2 separate regions of the Homo sapiens genome follow, and region 1 is linked to region 2. A link is an interaction called in ENCODE POLR2A ChIA-PET data of the cell type or tissue named here. Cell type or tissue: OCI-LY7. All regions are shown on one strand. Each heading gives the region's core, and the rest is flanking DNA. Links, peaks and the distances in the headings are about the cores only. Region 1 has its middle 120 kb from the start of RPS6KA3. Region 2 has its middle 48 kb from the start of RPS6KA3.

Evidence for each region. Peaks named below come from ENCODE experiments on the same cell type or tissue, not always from the same donor. Only the 100,000 strongest peaks of a DNase experiment are listed, where the experiment ranks them.
Region 1: POLR2A ChIA-PET joins it to region 2 with 13 read pairs; 4 of 35 experiments call an interaction of 5 or more read pairs at or near these places.

Annotation. Positions count from the first base shown.
Region 1 is chrX:20,385,604-20,396,375 of GRCh38, forward strand. No RefSeq gene overlaps it. Among named protein-coding and RNA genes, the nearest start is that of RPS6KA3, 120 kb to the left of the region's middle. In OCI-LY7, for the core only: no CTCF peak of the experiment used is centred there; no DNase peak of the experiment used is centred there.
Region 2 is chrX:20,309,882-20,320,653 of GRCh38, forward strand. No RefSeq gene overlaps it. Among named protein-coding and RNA genes, the nearest start is that of RPS6KA3, 48 kb to the left of the region's middle. In OCI-LY7, for the core only: no CTCF peak of the experiment used is centred there; DNase peaks (open chromatin) are centred at 1,850, 4,230 and 5,410; H3K27ac peaks cover 3,574 bases.

The DNA.
Region 1 (10,772 bases), core at 1,016-9,015, 76 kb after region 2:
AACCCAAATGCCCATCAATGATAGACTGGATAAAGAAAATGTGGCACATATACACCATGGAATACTATGCAGCCATAAAAAAGGATGAGTTCATGTCCTTTGCAGGGACATGGATGAAGCTGGAAACCATCATTCTCAGCAAACTAACACAGGAACAGAAAACCAGACACCACATGTTCTCACTCATAAGTGGGAGTTGAACAATGAGAACACATGGACACAGAAAGGGGAACATCACACACTGGGGCCTGTCGGGGGGTGGGGGAAAAGGGGAGGGATAGCATTAGGAGAAATACCTAATGTAGATTATGGGTTGATGGGTGCAGCAAACCACCATGGCACATGTATACCTATGTAACAAACCTGCACGTTCTGCACATGTATCCCAGAACTTAAAGTATACAAAGACAAAAAAAAAAAAAAAAAAAAGCCAAGCAATAGCTGTCAATGTGTTAGCTCCATCTGAAGATGAAGTTTACAGATAAATGACACCAGTTTTCTATTCGTGTCTTCAGATGCTTCGAAGAAAAAAGAATCAGTTCATTCCAATTATAATTCGATATTTTCAGCCAACTCATGGATCTAAAACAAGCTTTTGGAGGTTCATTCTATCAAAGGTGAAACATCTGTTATTATTGTAAACGCTATAGTAAATTCATATTAAAAGTTCAACATTTGGGCCAGGCGTGGTGGCTCACACTTGTAATCCCAACACTCTGGGAGGCCAAGGTGGGCAGATCACCTGAGGTCAGGAGTTCAAGACCAGCCTGGCCAACATGGTGAAACCCTGTCTCTACTAAAAATACAAAATTAGCTGGGTGTGGTGGCACGCACCTGTAATCCCAGCTACTCTGGAGGCTGAGGCAGGAGAATCACTGGAACCTGGGAGGCGGAGGTTGCAGTGAGCCGAGTTTGTGCCATTGTACTCCAGCCTGGGCAAAAAGAGTGAAACTCTGTCTCCAAAAAAAAAAAAAAAAAAAAAAAAAAAAGAACTAAAAAACCAAAAACCAGAACAAAACAAAAAGTTCAACATTTGAAGATAAAATTATTTGTTTTGGGGATGACGGTTAAAACACAAATTTTGGTGCAGCACAACATCATGATGAAAACAATGTTCTTACTAAAATTTAAAAATCTATGGAAGTGAACTATACTTGGAATTAGTCATGGTGCATACATAATTCATAATTACGTACAAACAAGCTGCAATATTATACCAATCAAAATAGAAGCTGTAGTTGTCAAAATTTACAAATATTTCTATTTATACAATGTTAGAGTAACTGAAATACAAAAATTTTATGACAAAACTGATGTTGAATTAAAAATACTTAGCATGACAGTACGTGCGTCATCGAGCGGATTTTAGAAATGTTTTGCCTTTGAAGAACTACTTTGCAAATCAATCTAAGTGTCCTACATTGGCATTGAACAGTTTTATGAGTCCTCTAAATCTTATTTCATTGTTGTCTCAAAGCCATTTGGAAATGTTTAATCAAAGTATTCAAAGAAAGCTCACATTTGAAGATTTTAGAAAAGTAAAATCATTGAGAACAAAGCTTTCAAATGAAAGACATTGAGATTTATCCCTTCAAAACAAGAGGGAAACTAAATAAATTAAATAACGAGAGTTCAAATGATTTATAAGATTTAGTTTCACAATTCTGTAATTGAATGTTAGAATATCTTAACTCTGAAGTGGCTTTTGATGAAGCTGCTATTTTTAATTGGAAAAATTTATAGTTTGTACCAAAACAAATTGAAATTGAGCAGCCTCTGAGTTGGGCAAAGCAGTAAAAAGATCATAGGGATAATTTATTTAATCAGTTTTGTCTCATAAAAATACTTGTCAAAGAAAGGTATTCCAAATGGAGTAAAAAAGACACTACCTAAGAAAATATTTGGGCTTATATATTTATATATCAATAAAAAATAACTTGAGAATATCTTCCAGATATTCCACTTTATACCCACTAGGATGGCTATAATAAAAAACAAACGAGCAAACGAAAACTGAAAAGTAAGCGTTGGCAAGGATGTGTAGAAATTGGAACCCTCATACACTGGTGGTGGGAATGTAAAATGGTGCAGCCCCTATGAAAAGTAGTTTGGCAGCTCCTCAAAAAGTTAAACATAGAGTTACCATTTGACCTATCAGTTGCACTCCTAGGTATATACCCAAGAGAATTGAAAACATGTGTTCACGTAAAAACTTGTACATGAATGCTCATAGCAGCATTATTCATAATAGCCAAAATGTGAAACAACCCTTATGTCCATCAACTGATGAATGGATAACCAAATGTGGTCTTTCCACAGAATGAAATATTATTCAGAGATGTATATGGTGAAGAAACCAATTAAAGTATGTCAGTATGTATATGTCAATATGTACCGAGAACGATTTCTGCTTGTGTGTGTTTAATGGTCACAGAATAAATATAGCTTAAGAGTTTTTGGTTTAATATGCATAGATATACATAACTTTTATTATTAGAAATAATTTCACTTAAAAATAGTTTCTGAATAGAACTATTTTATAGTTTTATTCTATTGCAATATAATAATGCCAATTTATTGATCAAGTAAACATTTCTAAAATTACATATTTTTAATTCTTTTTGGTTATCCTTTTTACTGAACTGTCCCAATAAATTATCACACTATGGATGTTGGAAGTACTAAGACCAGTTAGGAGGTTACTGCCTCCAGGTAAGAAATGAGGATGGCTTGAACTAAGGCAGAAGCTGTGGGGATAGATAGAATTGGATAGGTCTGGAGATATTTAGGAGGTAGAAGTGACAGGATTTGGTGGCTGGTTGGAAACTGAAGTTGAAGGAAAGGAAAGTGTAGAATGATCCTCCAATTTTTGGTTTGGGTAGATGGTGGTATTATTTACTTTGGGAATACAAAAGGAGGAGCAGGTTTAGTGGGAGAATTCAGTTTTGGACATGTGGAATTTACGATACTTGCTTAAAACTCTTCAATGATTTCCTAATGACTTTCCATTATCCTTAGAATTAAGATAGAAATCCTTGAAATCCTAAAAAACTGGCATATAAACAGACTTGGAAGCAATTCGTTCTCAAGATGGGGAAAAGAGCTGGGAACAAGGCAGTATTTAGTGGTTAGGAGATAATAACACAAGGCTGAGATGTGGTCACAGAGGAGGCAAAAGATAAGAATGTGGTGCTGGGATTGGCTAGGAATGTAGGACCGGCAGAAAGGGTTCATTCAAGTTGGCAAGCAAGTGACTTAGTGTTACTTTAGGATGGTTTGTAGAGCAACCTTCGGAGCTAAGTGGAACAGGGAATCATGCTGAGTAGGGATTCCTGATACACGTGCACTCCCCCCACCCACGCCATGCTGAAAACCAGGGCTGGTACTAGGGTGAGGCAAGAGAGCTGCCAAGGCACAAAATTTAAAGTGGCACTCACTTTCAGGTGTGGACAAGTACACCTGAGACCCCGAGAGTGAGTGCCTCCTTAAATTTTGTACCCTAGGTGCTTATCTTGCCTCACTCTAGTCCAGGTTCTACTGAAAACACTTTTTCTATACCTTAACATGAATTATCAAATCTAGCCGAACGTCATGGTCCCCTAGGGAATTATTCTTAGTGTTTTTTTTTTTTAAATGCAGATTTCTATATCCCCACTTCAAATATACTGAATTAGAATCTCCGAGGGTAGAATTCATCAATCTGCATTTTTAAAAATGACTTAGGTGATTATTATACACGAGGTCTATAGGATCCACTGGTCTTTAGCACTTCCTTCATGCATCTGACCTCACATATTAACAGTAAGATCCTGGTGGGTAATTGGGTTGGGGATACTAATAGTACACACTCCTTGGTCATATGCATTGTGAACCAACTGAGAAATAGATGCAGGATCCATGTGGCAATTAAATAATAGCATCATTGGCCAAAGAAGAAACTGCAAGGGAAATTAGAAAATACTTGGAATTGAATGTATCAAAAATTGTGGGATGCTTGTAACACAGTGCCTAGAGGAAAATCTATAGCATTGAATGCTTACATTAGAAATTTTAAAAAGATTGTCAAATCAATGGGTCAAATTTCTACCTTAAGAAACTAGTAAAAGAAGAGCAAATTAAATCCAAAGCAAGGAGGATGAAGGAAATAATAAAAATAAGAGTGATTTCAGCATTTTGGGAGGCCAAAGTGGGAGGATTGCTTGAGGCCAGGAGTTTGAGACCAGCCTAGGCAGACCCCATCTCTACAAAAAAAAAAAAAAAAAAAAAAAATTAGCTGGGCATGGTGGCACACACCATGCTACTCAAGAGGCTGAGGAGGGAGAATCACTTGAGCTCAGGAGGTCGAGGCTATAGTGAGCTATGATCACACCACTGCACTCTAGCCTGGGCAACAGAGTGAGATCCTGTCTCAAAATAATAATAATAATAGCAGAAATCAATGAAATAGAAAACAGAAAAAAATAGAGAAAATCAATGAAACTAAAAGTTGGCTTGAAAAGATCAATAAAATTTATAAACTTCTAGCCAGACTGATCAAGAAAAACAGAGAAGATACAAATTACTAATATCAGGAATTAAAGAAAGGACATCACTAAAGATCACATAGACATTAAAGGGACAATAAAAGAATACAGTTGGCCCTCTGTATCCATGAATTCTGCATCCACAGACTCAACCAACTGTGGGTATAAAATATAGTAATCACCGAATGCAGAATTCGTGGACGCCAAAGTCAGACTTTTCATATGTAAGAGTTCCACAGGGCCAATTGGGGGACTTGAGCATCTGAGTATTTTCATATTGGGGGTGGGGGTCCTGGAACCAATCCAATTACAAGTGAGAATATGTAGTGTTTGGTTTTTTTTTCCTGTGTTGCTAAGGATAATGGCCTCCAGCTCCATCCATGTTCCCACAAAAGACATGATCTCATTGTTTTTAAATGACTGCATGGTATTCCATGGTGTATAGGTGCCACAAGACTGTTTTGCGGACAGCCTTAGGCCAATACATTTTATAAACTAGATAAAAAATTTTGAAAGGCACAAATTATCAAAAGCTCACTCAAGAAGAAATGAATATTAGGATCACCTTAAAGCTATTAAATAAATTGCTTTCACAGTGTAAAACCTCCCTCTCCCCCACCCAAAAAAACTTTATTGGTGACTTCTACTAAACACTTAAGGAAACAATAATACCATTGCTATACAACCTCTTCCATCAAATAGGAGTAAAATTTTCTCAATTTACTTTATGAGGTCAGCATTACCCTGTTACTGAAACCACACAAAGACATAAGAAGAAAAGAAATCTGTAGCCTAATATCCCTCATGAACACAGTTGCAAAAATTCTGAACAAAATGTTAGCATATCAGGCTGGGCATGGTGGCTCACACCTGTAATCCCAGCACTTTGGGAGGCCAAGGCAGGCAGATCACCTGAGTTTGAGACCAGCCTGGCTAACACGGTGAAACCCTGTCTCTACTAAAAATACAAAAAATTAGCCGGGCGTGGTGGCGGGCGCCTGTAGTCCCAGCTACTCGGGAGGCTGAGGCAGGAGAATGGCGTGAACCCGGGAGGCTGAGCTTGCAGTGAGCCGAGATCGCGCCACTGCACTCCAGCCTGGGCGACAGAACGAGACTCTGTCTCAAAACAAACAAACAAACAAACAAACAAACAAACAAGTAGCCGGGTGTGGCAGCAGGCACCTGTAATCCAAGCTACTCAGGAGGCTGAGGCAGGAGAATTGCTTGACCCGGGAGGCAGAGGTTGCAGTGAGCCAAGATAGTGCCACTGCACTCCAGCCTGGGCAACAGAGCGAGGGTCCGTCTCAAAACAAACAAACAAACAAATAAACAAAATGTTAGCATATCAAATCCAGCAACCTATGAAAATACTACACCTCAAAGAAGTGGGGTTTATTTCAGGAATGCAAGGTTGTTTCAATCAATAAAATTTGCCATATTAACAGATTAAGAAGAAAAATATTATTTTGATTGTTGCAAATTTTTTTTGACAAAATTCAACACTCATTTTTTGTAAAAACTCTCAGAGCACTAGGAATAGAAGGGAATTTCCTCAACCTGGTAAGGGGCATCTCTGACAAATCTACAGTTAAATTTAGTGGCGAAAGGCTATGCTTCCTCCCTTGGATCAAGAACGATACAAGTATATTGTGTCGGCCATTTCTATTCAACATTGTACTGAAGGTCCTAGCTAGTATAAGAAGGCAAGAAAAAAGAAATAAAGGCATACAGATTGGAAAGGAAGAAATAAAACTGTTTTTGTGAACAGACAAAATGATTGTCTAGGTAGAAAATTTAAAAGAATCTACCAAAAAGCTACTAAAACTCATAAGTGAGTTTAGCAAGATTGCATGATACAATATCAAAATACACTATCCTAGCAATGAATATATATATATATATTTTTTTGTTTGTTTTTTTTTTTTTTTTTTGAGACAGAGTTTCACTCTTGTTGCCCAGGCTGGAGTGCAATGGCGTGATCTCGGCTCACTGCAACCTCTGTCTCCTGGGTTCAAGTGATTCTCCTGCCTCAGCCTCCCGAGTAGCTGGGATTACAGGCATGTGCCACCATGCCTGGCTAATTTTGTATTTTCAGTAGAGACGGGGTTTCTCCATGTTGGTCAGCCTGGTCTCGAACTCCCAACCTCAGGTGATCCACCTGCCTCGGCCTCCTGAAGTGCTGGGATTACAAGCATGAGCCACTGCACCTGGCCAAATATTTTTTTAAAAAACGTTTATTTTAGGTTCAGGGCTACATGTGCAGGTTTGTTATATAGGTAAACTTGTGTCATGGGGGTTTGTTGCACAGAATATTTCATCAACCAGGTACTAAGCCTAGTAGCCATTCATTATTTTTTCTGCTCCTCTCCCTCCTCTTACCCTCTACCCTTCTTCGCCAAGTAGGCCCCAGTGTGCATTCTTCTCCTCTATGTGTCCATGTGTTCTCACAATTTAGCTCCCACTTACAAGTGAGAACGTGTGGTATTCGGTTTTCTGTTCCTGTGTTAGTTTGCTAAGGATGATGGCCTCCAGCTCCATCCATGTTCCCGCAGAAGACATGATCTCATTCTTTTTTAATGACTGTATAGTATTCCATGGTGTATAGGTACCATATTTTCTTTATCCAGTCTATTATTGATGGGCATTTAGGTTGATTCCATGTCTTTGCTATTGTGAATAGTGCCACAGTGAACATATGTGTGCATGTGTCTTTATGTAGAACAATTTATATTATTTTGGGTATACACCTGGTAATGGGGTTGCTGGGTCAAATGGTAGTTCTGTTTTTAGCCCTTTGAGGAATTGCCACACTGCTTTCCAGAATGGTTGAGCTAATTTACACTCCCACCAGCAGTGTATAAGTGATCCCTTTTCTCTGCAGCCTCACCAGCATCTGTTATCTTTTGACTTTTTAATAATAGTCTTTCTGACTGGTGTGAGATGGTATTTCATTGTGATTTTGATTTGCATTTTTCTTTTCTTTTTTTTTTTTTTTTTTGAGACGAAGTCTCGCTCTGTCACCCTGGCTGGAGTGCAGTGGCGCGATCTCAGCTCACTGCAAGCTCTGCCTCCCGGGTTCACGCCATTCTCCTGCCTCAGCCTCCAGAGTAGCTGGGACTACAGGCGCCCACCACTGCGTCCGGCTAATTTTTTGTATATATATATATTTTTTTAGTAGAGACGTGGTTTCACAGTGGTCTCGATCTCCTGACTTCGTGATCTGCCCGCCTCGGCCTCCCAAAGTGCTGGGATTACAGGCGTGAGCCACCGTGCCCAGCCTGATTTGCATTTTTCTAACGATCAGTGACGTTGAGCTTTTTTTTCATGTTTGTCGGCTGCATGTATGTCTTCTTTTGAGAAGTGTCTGTTTATGTCCTTTGCCTGCTTTTTAACGAGGTTGTGTGCTTTTTTCTTGTAAATTTGTTTAAGTTCCTTATAGATGCTGGATATTAGACTTTTGTCAGATGCATAATTTGCAAAAATTTTCTCCCATTCTGTAGGTTGTCTGTTTATTCTGTTGATAGTTTCCCTTGCCATGCAGAAGCTCTTTAGTTTAATTAGGTCCTAACAATAAAAAATTGGAAATTGAAATAAACAATATCATTTACAATATTGTCAAAAACGTGAAATATTTAGGTATAAATGTAACAAAATATGTGCAAGATTTTAATGCTGAACATTAGAAAACATTGCTGAGAAAAGCTAAAGACCTAAATAAATGGAGTGATATAGCACATTTATGGATTGGAAGACTCAATATTAAGATGCCAATTCCCTCTGATCTATAGATTTAATGCAATCCCAATAAAAATCCCTGCAGAGTGGTGGAAGTTTGGAAGTTTGGAAGTTGATTCAAAAATTTGTATTCATGTGCAAAAATACAGCATCAGCTTTGTTAGATAAAATAATGCCGGAAAACATTTATTGAATGTTTACTGTGTGCCAGGTATTGCTTCACATACTTTGAGTGTATTGAGAAATCTAGTTTTCACAACAATCCTCTGAGGAAAGAAAACAGTCTTATCCCAGTTTATTGATATACAAACAGAGCACACAGAGTGAGAGTAACTTGTTTGAGTTTATCAGCTTTTGGTTTGGAGAGTTTGCCATTGAACCCAGGCAATTGGAATCCAGAGTTCAGCCTTTTAATTACCTGTAATCACCAGTTTCTGTATCAACTAGCTATTGTTGCAACCAACCACAAAAATCTCAGTGGCAAATGATAATAAGCTTTAAGTTTCCACATGTCTGCAGGTTGGTGGGGGCAGCTTTACTGATTTCAGCTAGACTCAGCTGGGTAGCTCCAACTGTAGGGTGAGTTGAGGGTTTCTTCATATGTCTCTCATCCTTCTTGAATTATTGGCTTAATCATGGTCTGTTCTTCTCATGGCGATAAAAGAAGCAAGAAAGAGGGACTCCCATCAGAACTAAGGCCCACATCAATCTGTCTCCTATTTTGGGCTTTAATTGCCCAAGTCAAGGGAGGGAAAAGTAGAAAACGGAAGGTCTCTTTTGCAAGGCAAGGAAGTCCCGCCCTGATGTGCTCATAATGGGGAAAAGAATGCAAGGCCTAGGAGCTCCTTCCATAGGCCGGCTGGATCAAGAAAGTCAGATGAAGAGGGGGGGCATTTCTGCTCACTGACATTTTTGCCACCTGAGGAAAGATGAATGGATGTCAGACTTCTGTCTGTATTCATGAAATGTCTCATGGAGGAGGGGAGTGTGGGGTGAAAGCTTCTGTCTACCCCTTCTACCGCTTCTGAGGAAGTGTTAGGAGAAGTTACTATGTAAGGGCCAAGGAGGCACAGAAAGAGAATAACCTTTTCTCGTATAGAAGGCAAGGACTGGGTTCTTTACATCTTAGTATCCCTCTTCTGACATGGAAGTTTCCTAAGAAGTGTAGTCGAACAATAAGTGAAATTCGCATTTTCCATTCTTGAAGAAGAACCTCCAAAATTTCCCTCTCTGAAACCTTACTTCCTGGGGGTTCCACTTGGCCTGGCAACAGAAACCGTGTTTGCTTTCTGAAGAGTATTTTGGCCATCTGTTTTGGTTGCCCTGAGTTACTCCAATATAGCCGCGAAGAAGCTTGTCCTGCTGAGGTTTATCACTGATTGCAAAACTAACCCTGGCTAGCAAAACTGGCAAATTCTGCTTAGTGAGTGTGTGTTTTTGTTGTGTGTATGATGTGTGTGTGTGTGTGTGTGTGTGTGTGTGTGTGTGTGTGTGTGTTTTGAGCAGAGTTTCCATAGAAAAAAAGAAAGGCAAGATGTTGCCCAGCTGTATTGTCCTGGCAGGACTTCTTCACATAATTCTCCTGGAAGTTTCTGCAATGTTTCTTTCCCTTCCTGTCTCCCTGTTTCTATAGAACTGTGAAGATTTACTGAGTCTCTCCAGCTGTAGCCTAAATTCCTCACTGAGACAGTTTCAGACTGCCTATTCTGAGGTGGGAAGGTGTAGGATGGGAGGTGGGGAGGCTTGTGCCCTTATTATATAAACTGATCATTATTGGAAGAAAAAAAGCTGAATCCCTCAGAAATGTTAAGACGTCTGCTTTGACCACACCCTCAGAAGCTAGCACTATTGCTCTGGGTTAAGGGCAATAGCATTTCTTGTAAGCCAGTTTTTAACCTCTTTTGAACCCTCAGCGGCACAGAATTTCAGGGCTTGACTACAGTGGATTCTATCTGAAATGGCCTTCAAGAATTGTTCCACAGAAATACATGGACAGAAATAGGTGTTCTTTGGTCAAATTCAGTGTGGGGAATTTTCAGTCTATATGACTCTTCCAAAAAAATAGTCCAGAAATATGTAAAATGATTTGAATTGTTCCCATTTAGTTCAAATTCTACTACTCTGTGAGCTCCTTAAGATCAAGAAATGTGCCTTGTGGTAATTCAGCACTTAACAGACACCTGGCAGAGATAATAAATGTGAGTGAATGAATGCATGAAATAATGAAATATCACATCCTCAATAAAGTTTTTTCCTCCCTGAAATAACTAGCATTTCTGGGAATTTTGTCATTAAAAAAGTTCCGCTTCAATTGCCAACTACTATATCATTTATAAAATTATTACTGCACAGAAATTATCTATTTCTGTGTAACAAACTACCCCCAAATTTAGTAGCTTCAAAATAATAACCATTTATTATTTCTCATGATTTTCAGGGTTGACTGGACTCAGCTGAGTAATTCTTCTGCTTCATGTGATATTGACTGGGCTGTAATCAACTAGGGGCTTGACC
Region 2 (10,772 bases), core at 876-8,875:
GTGGTATTTTAAGCAAGACGTTTGCCCTTCATATGAATGATTCTTGGATTTTTGGTGTATATTTTTGGTAGCAGTATGCGGTGAGTCACTAACAAAGAGCTTGAGACAGATGAGTTAACATAAATGGACCAAAATAAGCTGTGGTCTCTAGGCTGAGCAGCTGTTGGACAGACCTGCCAATATTTTATTTCCCAGAGACACTTGCAGTGGATTAAAGTGAGCACGCGGCAAATGCCTCATTAGAAAATTCCATACCTTTCAGAGTTTCCTGTGCCTGAGATGCGGCTTTCCAGGGGAAAGGCAAAAACTCCTAGCTATTTATTGAAGTTTCACTGTGTGGAAGAGGGTAGGCAAGAGGGGCTTGTTGGTGGAGGGATAACACAGAGAGGCAGAGGAATCAGAAAGTCTTAGGTTTTCAGCCCCAGTTGTGCCACTAAGCTGTGTAACTGAGGTGGGACTCCTTTAGCCTTCTCTGTGGTTGTTTTTCATCTTCTGAATGATGAGCTTTTATACAAAGATCTCCTAGGTCCCTTCCAGTTTAAAAATGTATAGTTCTCAGGCCAGGCGTGATGGCTCATGCCGGTAATCCCAGCGCTTTGGGAGGCCAAGGCGGGTAGATCGCTTGAGCTCAGGAGTTCGAGACCAGCCTGGGCAACATAGTGAGATCCTGCCTCTACAAAAAATACAAAAATTAGCTGGGTGTGGTGGCTCACACCTGTAGTCCCATCTACTCGAGAGGCTGAGGTGGGAGGATCACTTGAACCCAGGAGGTGGAGGTTGCAGGGAGCCAAGATTGAGTCACTGCACTCCAGCCTGGGCAATAGAGCGACACCCTGTCTCCAAAACAAAAATTATAGTTTTCATTAATTAAGTGCTAACTTTGTGCCAGGCACCTTGCAAAATGCTTTACATACTGATATTTCTCCTCCATGAAACCTTTGAGGTTGTTTCAACAGTAGTCTCATTTTCAGATAAAGAAACCGAGGCTTAAAGATAGTAAGAAACCTACCTGAAGTCACGTAGCGAGCAGTGGCAGAGCCTGGACTCAAGCCTGAGACTGTCACAGATATTTGGCTGCTTAATCACCGTTCTGCATTGCCCTTTCTTTCTAAGCAGGACATTAGGAACTCGTTGCCTTCACATCCCTCTTCCTCTCCACCATTTTATATGTTTCAAATCGTTATGCTTCAACTGGACTGTAGTGGATTTCCAGGTCCTAATTGGAGCACCTTGCTGCATCCACATATATATACTATGGACTGTGGATGAATGACATTAAAGATAGTAAATCAAATTCAGGACACACACCTCATGCAAGACAGAAATAGTGTTGAGTGGAGCACAGCAAGGCCATTTGATTCACTGGATCTTCGTCGGCTTGAGTATTTTGTACGTTCTCTCCACTGGACACTCTGTACCCAATGTTCCAACTGATTTCGCTGGCAGAGACGTCTTATGAGAAGATACCTTATTTGAAGAGCCGTTTCAATAACCTCCTCTATCCTGATTTAATATGATATGGCCATGGCAACGGCAGTAATAGTGGCAGCTCCTTTGTTCCCTTTTGTGAATGACATACAATTTAAGCACCTTTTTGCACAGCCTCTCTTCCAGTGAAGACATCAGATGTAGGGAGAACATCCTTATCTTTAATATAAAATAAAATAAATAAACTCTAAGATTGTGGGTGATGTTATCTAACTTCTGTTCAAGATGAGTCTTTAGTTGGTTACTTAAAATATTGTCTTTAAGTTCTACTGGGATATTTATGAGTGAAATCACACTTTCCATACTTCTGTCTTTGATGTCTGCCTCTATAGAAATGGAGAACTGAAACAATATCTAATAATTCAAACCAAAAAGCCAGCGCTGCTTATATTGTACTATTTGGATGTTTTAAAGTATAGAAACTTTGAGCTGAAAGGGAAGGAAATAAACATTCAATCTTCTTGTTTTAAAAACCGTTTTACTGAGGTGTGATTGACATACAAAACACACTCAACCTTCTAAGTCAAAAAGCAAGTGTTACAGTATGAAAGATTACATTAATGACCTTACTTCTTCACCTCTTCCTTTACCAGGTGACCTTGGAATTTCATCCACTGAAGAGCCAGAGTCTATTTTCCTTTCCTTTGAATCTGGGCTGGCCCTGTAACTTGTTTTGGGCAATAGAATGTGGTGGAAGTGATGGTGGGCCAGTTCCAGGTCCAGGTCTCAAAAGGCCTTGAGTGTTTTCACTTACTTCTGTGTTTGCCACGAGAACATATCCAGGTTATCCTGTTGGAAGATGGGACATGAGGAGCAGAGTTGAGTCATTCTAGTCATTGCAGCTGAGGTTATCCTAGATTAGCTGAGCTGCAGATGACTGTAAGATCCATGAGTGAGTCCAGTTGAAATCAGAAGCACTGTCCATCTGAGCCCAGCCTAAATTGCCAACCCACAGACTTGTGAACACAATAAATGGTTATTGTTTAAAGACACTGAGTCTTGGGGTGTTTTATTACACAGAATTATGTGGTCACTGATAACTGATACAGAAAGTGAGGCTTTAGTTGTCAGGAAAACATCCAGGAAGTACCTAAGGATTGGAAGGATTGCAGGAAGTAGCAAGAATCAAACTGCGATTTAACAGTAATTTGAAGTCTTTGCAAATCAGCATGGCTATGGATCCCCTGCCAATAGTTATGCTGCATGCATGTACTGAGTCTATTATTAGCAAGACTCTGTGCTAGGTAGAATACCTAGTGAATGGGAGTCCAGGAGAAGTAAAAGTAAATGGTGGACCTGATTAAGAGAGGCTGACCATGGGAATGAAAGTGGGCCACATGGCTGATGACATTTATAGTGGTAGAGAATAGTGAATTCAAGGAGCTGGGTGTGGGGCCAAGGGTCAAGGAAAGACCAGTGAAAACAAGACGAAGTTAAAGGCCCAGATAAAGAGAAAGATACTGAATCTCAGTCATGGAAGAAAATGCCTATATTAGATACAGATGTGCTGGGAAATTAACATCTCCAGCCCCAACCTGCCAGCAGCAATCCTCAACCAATGACCCCTGGTCTCTCGGCTCTTGGGTAGGATAATTCTCTTTTTTTAAAAAACATAATTTCTTTTTAAATATTTTTTTAATTCTTTTATTTTCCTTTCTTTAGAGGTAAAGTCTGAGATTTTAGTGCACCCATCACCCAAGTAGTGTACGTTGTACCCAATATGTAGTTCTTTTATCCCTCACACTCCTCCCACCCTCCCCTCTTCTGAGTTTCCAATGTCCATTATACCACTCTGCATCCCTTTGTATACCCATAGCTTAGCTTCCACTTCTAAGTGAGAACATGCGGTATTTGGTTTTCCATTCCTGAGTTACTTCACTTCTCATAATGGCCTCCAGCTCCATCCAAGTTGCTGCAAAAGACATTATTTCACTCTTTTTCTGTGGCTGAGTAGTGTTCCATGGTGTATGTATGCCACATTTTAAAAATCCATGCATTGGTTGATGGGCACTCAGGCTGGTTCCATATCTTTGCAATTGTGAATTGTGCTGCAATAAACATACATGTACAGGTGTCTTTCTGATGCAATGACTTGTTTTACTTTGAGTAAATACCCAGTAGTGGAATTGCTGGATCAAACGGAAGATCTACTTTTAGCTCTTTAAGAAATCTCATGTCTGCAATCCCAGCACTTTTAGGAGGCTGAGGCCTGTGGATCACCTGAGGTCAGGAGTTCAAGACCAGCCTGGCCAACATGGTGAAACCCCATCTCTACTATAAATAGAAAAAATTAGCCGGGCGTGGTGGCAGGCGCCTGTAATCCCAGCTACTCGGCAGGCTGAGGCAGGAGAATCACTTGAACTTGGGAGGCGGAGGTTGCAGTGAGCTGAGATCATGCCATTACACTCCAGCCTGGGCAACAAGAGCAAAACTCCGTCTCCAAAAAAAGAAAAAAAAAAGAAAGAAAGAAGAAAGAAAAAGAAATCTCCTACTGTTTTCCAGAGTTGTTCCTACTGTTTTCCAGGTTGTGCTAATTTACATTCCCACCAACAGCATATAAGCATTCCCTTTTCTTGGGTAATTCTGAAGCATGTATTTTATCCCTTCCTCATAATTTCCCCCACTGAATTAAGCTCCAGTCACCTACTGTGGCAGCTGGCTTAATAACACACCCTTTATCTGCTGTCTTCACTTCCCCACTTACTCCAAGGCCCCTAGATTCCTCTCTGTTCCTTAAACAAGCTCAGTTACTTCCTGCGCTAGGGCCTTTGTGGTTTTACCCTCTGCCTGAAATGCTCCTCTTCTGACATGTGCATGGCTGCCATCTTCTTGTTATTCAGGCTTAAAGTTCACCTTGTTAAAGAAGCCTTGCCTGGTCACCAAATCTAAAGTACCTTCATCATCTGATCTTAATTTTCCACATTGCTTTTTTCACTATCAGATGTTTTACTTATTTGTTTGCTTGTTTTCATATGTTGTTGGTAAGAGTGTAAATTAGCACAAAACCTCTGGGAAGGTTGTTGGGCAGTAACTACCAAAGCCACCTATGATCCAGCAATTTCATTCCTAAGTATATATTTAGGAGGAATGTATATTTATGTCCATCAAAAGCCATATTCAAGAATGTTTACTGCAGCTTTATTCATAACCGGGACCAAACCAAATGTTCATCAATAGGAAAATAGATAAATAAATTGTGAAATATTCAATGGAATATCCTCAATGGAATACTATACAGCAATGAAAAGAATGAGCTACTGCTATACACAACCACATGGATGAATATCACAGAAATGATGAAGAACAAAAGAAGCCTGGCACAAAAGAGAACATATTATATGATTCCACTTATATGGCATTCGAGAACAGGGAAAACTATAGAGGTAGGATTTGAAATAGTGGTTACCTCTGGACAGGAGGATATTGACTGGGAGGGAGCATGGGGTGTATATATTACATGGGTATATACATATTTAATAAGTCATTGAGGTATATACTTAAGATTTGTGCATAGTGTATGTATGTCATACATGAATAAAAATAAAAATTAAAAAATAGGTTTCATGAGAATGAGAACATTTTCAGACTTGGGGACTATTACCCGACACAGAGTGTGCCACCACTAAGAACTCGTTGACTGAGCAAATGTGTAAATATAGATTTGCTTTTTTTTCCCAAAGAATTTAAACTAAAAATTAAGTTTTATTGAATATCTACTCTATGTACTGTATATTGTAGAGGAATCAAATGTGAATCAGCCTAACAAGAAATACACGGCTGATTATATAAAATGGCAGCATGTAATAAATGCTGTCAAAGCAGATGCTAAACAAACTGTTAGCAGAGCTAGAGAGAGAGAGTCGTTTCAACTGCAGCTTTGGGGAAGTGAGAGTTGTTCTGAACCAGGAAATATTTCTGCAGGTAGGGCTGGATCAGAGTGGAGACAAAGAAAGGGGTGGCTGTGAGTGGCAGGGAAGAAAGCCTCAGAGGCAAGGAAGCCCAGGGCATGTTCAGGAAATGAAGAAATCTGAAGTAGCTGAAGTCAGGGGAGGAGAGTCTCAGGGGAGGAGAGTCACAGGAGAGTGAAAGATGAGTGTCTGTCAAAGCAGGTTGGGGCCTGCTCAGAAAAGGCCTGGACAACTTTGCAAGTAGTGTGGCCTTCACTCCATGCATAGGGATGAGGTTTTAAAGCAGAAAAGTGATTTTGAAGGGTGAATTTTTTTCCTTCCTAAATTAATATTAAAAAATACGTTATAAAAGTCTGAAAAGCCAGGGTACATAAAGGATAAAAACCTGATATTCACCACTATCACTTTCATATGTCAACTCTGAGATACTTTTTTTTTTTAAAAAAATTGAGATATAACTCAAATGCCATCAAATTAACCATTTCAGAGTATACAATTCCGTGGGTTTTAGTATATTCACAAGGTTATGGAACCATCGCCATTAATTCCAGAATATTTACATCACCTCAAAAAGAAACCTCATACCCATTAGCAGTCACTCCTCATTCTCCCTCCCCTGGCAACCACGAATCTACTTTATGTCCCATGGGTTTTTCCAGAAATACTTTCCTATGTGTATATTTATAAACACACACACACGTTTCTCTCCCCCTTCCCACATGCAAGTTGAATTGTCACATACTGCTTAATAAGCTGTGTTGACTCTGATATCAGGAATATATCAGATCCATTTGTGAAAAATTAGTCTGGGTGTCAGGGCCAAGGACGGATTGGAAAAAAAGAGGTTGGAGGCAGTGAGACTGTTTAGCAATGCCTGCAGTAGGGGAGGTTACGTGGGCCTGAACTAGGATGCCAGCAGGGTAGTGGATGCTGTGGTGAGCCTCTAAGATCCCCACTCCAGGAATGAGACACTCATTACCCCAGTGGCAGGAAATGTTGGTGACTGATGGCTTTCAGTGGAATTTCTTTCTGGGACTTGCTCTCAGCTGAAGAGACCTTACTAGCTCCAAATCACAGACTTTCTCTGGAGCAGCCCACATCTAATAATTCGTCAATGGTGCGAGGGGGTGTTACAAAGGCCCAGGCACTGTTCCCAATTTGGAAAATCAGCAAAGGTCCATCCTGGCTCCAGAGCTCCCCTTAGGGTCAACTGATACTTTTATTATGACTGTGTTGTAGCCCAACTCCTCCCTCTGCCTACTCCTGCTGCCCTTACTGCCCCATAGGTGCTGTTCCTGAGAGCATTCCTAATCAAATTCCTGTATTTAAATCTCTATCTCAGAGTCTGTTTTCCAGGGCACACAACCTGTGACAAGCAATGAGGATGGAAAAGAAGCTGGCGTATGTGGATGTCTTTCTGAAGCAATTGACTAGATGGAGCTTGGTGACTGATTAGCTATATAGGGTGGAAGGGGTGGAAGAGCTAAAGAGAAGAAACAAAACACACACACACACATGATTTACATATGTACTTATATATATGTAATATACACACACACATATACATCATATACATGTAAATATATCCTTAGGCACTTGCTCAGTGTCTACTTTGTGCCTGAAACAGTTCTGGCAGCTGAAGATGCAAGATGGATTAGATCCGGTTCTTTTATTTAGAGAATCCACAGTGTTTTAGGGCAGAGAGTAAACAAGTAATTCCAATACAATTCGTTGAGCATTATGTTAAACTATAGGGAAAGGTGATGAGAAAATATTAAGGGAGTGAAGGCATTGCCAAGGTTTTAAGCTGGGGTGTTTTGAAAGATGGTAAATCCATCATGTGACATGGAGAATGCAGATGAGAGAGAATGTAATTAGAAAATAAAAATCGAGGTTAATATGTTCCCTGAAAAGTTAGAAATATGGGTTTGGAACTCCTGAGAGAGGTCATGAATAGAAATATATATTTAGGTGGTGTCTATATAGAAATGATAGCTAGTGCCTCAGGAGTGGATGAGATTGTCCAGGGAGATCAAAGAAGATGAAAACTTGAGAAAGATCTACAGCAGAGCTGATGTCTGAAATCTGCCCACCCTATGCCAACACCCATGGCAGACGTAGCTAAATTACCACACAGCCTCAGAATCCTTCTCAATGCATGACTTCAGGCAGCTATTACCAATAGATCCACTTACCATTTCTGGTTTCTTCTCAAAGTCTAGGTGTAGTGACCAGGAACAATGGCGGGCCTCCAGGGAAAAGTGAGCTGCTTGGTTATTAGGAGTGCAGAGAGCACCCAGGAAGGTAGGAGAAGTACTAGGAGAGCAGAGGATCCCAGAAGGAAGAAAAGTGTTTCAAGAAGAAGGAAATAATAACATTAGTCAAATGACTAAGTTGAGGACTTGAGGAGACAATGGAATTTGAAGTGGAGGGCAGTAGTGACCTTACAGAGAACAGGTCCACTAAAGTGGTTTTGAGAGAAGTGAAATGACAAAAGTTTGAGAATGGGAAGTATTTCCAAGTGCTCATCTATAAATGGACTGCTTGAGCCCATGTTGGCAAGCTTGTTGAAAATGCATTTCCAGGACTCACCCCAGAGCCATGACCTCAGGCTGTTCTCTGCCCCCCAAGGAACACTTTGATCAGGGTTATCTGCTACCGGTGGGTGCTCACTGTAGCAGATGCTCTTAGTGTCCCTTTTACATGCATTCAGCACTCACTATTCAGTATATACTGCTTGCTTCACAAGGAAGCACATGTGATGTCTCTGCCCGAGGACTTTCCCTGGCCACTGGAGCATGCTTGACCTGCTGCCAGAAATGCCAGAGTTGATTTCCCAGGGATTAGCCCACAACCAGCGAAGGACATGAGTTGTTGGAGAAATCAATCAGCTTTTTCACGTCTCAGGTGGAACAACTTGGGGCTTGTTTTATACAGAAGTTTTATCCCAGAAGTCTCCAGTAGGATTGAGCCTGTGGCGCCCAGAGTAGGCTCATGAACACACTGTATTGGCTTCCTTCTTTTTTTTGACTTACTTCCCTATTCTCTTTGCATTTCCTGAGGTCACCTCTCACCTAAGCTATTAGTACCCATATCCCTGTCTCAGAGCTGGCTTTTGGGGGAACCCAAAACTATGATACTTACCGTCTTATTTCTTCTTCCTGGGCACACGGAACAACTACATATTCCAGTGGTAGTACGTATTGCTGTCGGTTGAGCCTATGTGACTGAAGTCATGGGCAGAGTGATCGATGTCACCTTCAGGCCTGGCCACAAAACTCCTGGTGTGATAATCCCTCTCAATCTTTCTTTCCTATGGTGATTTCAGAGGCCATGGGTTTAAGATGGCAGCCTCACAAGATAGCAGCTGATTTCTGAGTCACTAATTGGAAGACACCTACTAAGGAGAGCTGCCCCACCTGTACCAGATTTTGACATTAATGAATGAGAAATAAACCTTTACTATGTTAAATTGCTGAGACTTTTTTTTGTTACAGCAGCTACCATTAATTACCCTCATTAATACACCTGCCCTGTCAGCCTTCCTTCACCCAGTTCTCCAAAATTACTGCTCTTTATCCTCCTTTAAACGTTTCCATTCCCTCAGTGTGACTGACACAGTCATGGGTTTAACTGATTAAAGTGTACTTAATTGTAAACAATAACTACCAGATTTGCTTCTGAAAGATAGTTGTGTTTTCAAATGGATTCCTGATTGGTAGGATCTATGAAGGAGATGTTTCCAAATATTGGATCCTTCTTGGTGTCCTTCCACCATCATTGACACAGCCCACTCCCAGCTTGAACTGTGTTGTCTAGAAGCAGAAGAAAGAGGGGTCAGCACTTCTAAGCTGTTGCTGACCTCTGGCCTCTGCAATCAACTCCAGACTCCTTAACCTGGTATTTCCATGTGTCCGCAGTTGGCCCCAACTAACATTCCTACCCTGATCCTCCCCACCCCACTGCCAGTGAAACCTCTTAAATCATACTGCTCGCAACAGGGTGTGCTTTCCTACCTTGCCAGCTTGGGTCTCACTGTGCTCTCCACTTGGAGTGCTCTTTCTGCTCTTCTGCTCCTTTCCAAACCCAGTCCCTGCTCAAAGGCCTCACTCAACTTCCACCTCCTCCCTAAAGCCCTGAAATTCCATTTCGTCTTCCCTTTGCCGCTACTACTCATTTGGTCTTCAGCATTTGCTGCTTATCATGATTTCTGTCTATTTATGTGTTTGTGTCCTCTCTTCTAAAGTAGAAATGAACTACTTAAAGAAAAAATTATGCCTATTTCTCTCTTCAATCTCTACAGCATTTTAGCATAGTGCTGGAGACATGATTACTGAAGATAGATGGATGAATATGGATATAACAATTGAACTTGTTAAATATCACAAATGCAAAGTCTTGTGCAGACATCCTTTTTTTTTTTTTTTTTTTTTTTTTTTTTTCCTGAGACAGGGTCTCACTCTGTCACCCAGTCTGGGGTGCTGTGGTGTGATCATAGCTCACTGCAACCTCGAACTCCCGGGCTCAAGCAATCCTCCCACCTCAGTCTCCCAAGTAGCTGGGAATTCAGGTGCTCACTGTTACACCTGGCTAATTAAAAAAATTTTTAGTAGTGATGTGGTCTCTCTGTGTTGCCCAGGATGGTCTCGAACTCCTGGACTCAAGTGATACTCCTGCCTCAGCCTCTCAAAGCAGTGGGATTACTTTCAGTGGGTATAAGCCACCACACTTGGCCCAGACATGATTAAAAAAAACACTTTCATTCAGAAATAATTTTAAACTTACAGAGAAGTTGCAAGAATAAAAATGGTACAAATATCATCTACATATGTTTTACCTAGATTCACTTACTGTACACATTTTACCTCATTTACTTTAGATCTGCCTGTATATCTTCTCTACACACACACACACACACACACACACACACACACACACACACAAACACACACAATGCTTTTCTGATGCATTTGAGAGTAAGTTACATACATTATGGGTCTTTAATACTTCAGTGAGTATTTCCTAAGAATAATCTGTTACCTAATCACAATAGAGTTATCAACTTCCATTTGATTAATATTGATACAACACATTTATTTAATCTTTTGTTCTCATTCCAATTTTGTCAATTGACCCAATAATGTCCTTTATGGCATCTTTTCCCTCCAACATAAGATCCGGTAGGGTCAGGTGTTACATTTGGTTGTCATGTCTCTTTAGCCTCCTTTAATCTGGAACATTTCGACAGCCTTTCTTTGTCTTTTACGATATTATTTTTCCAAGTTAACTGTCATCCTCCTGCTTTTTAAAAGAATGTCAGAATTTAAAAAATCTCCTAGGTTTGGCAGCCTATTTTATTTACATATGTACATACGG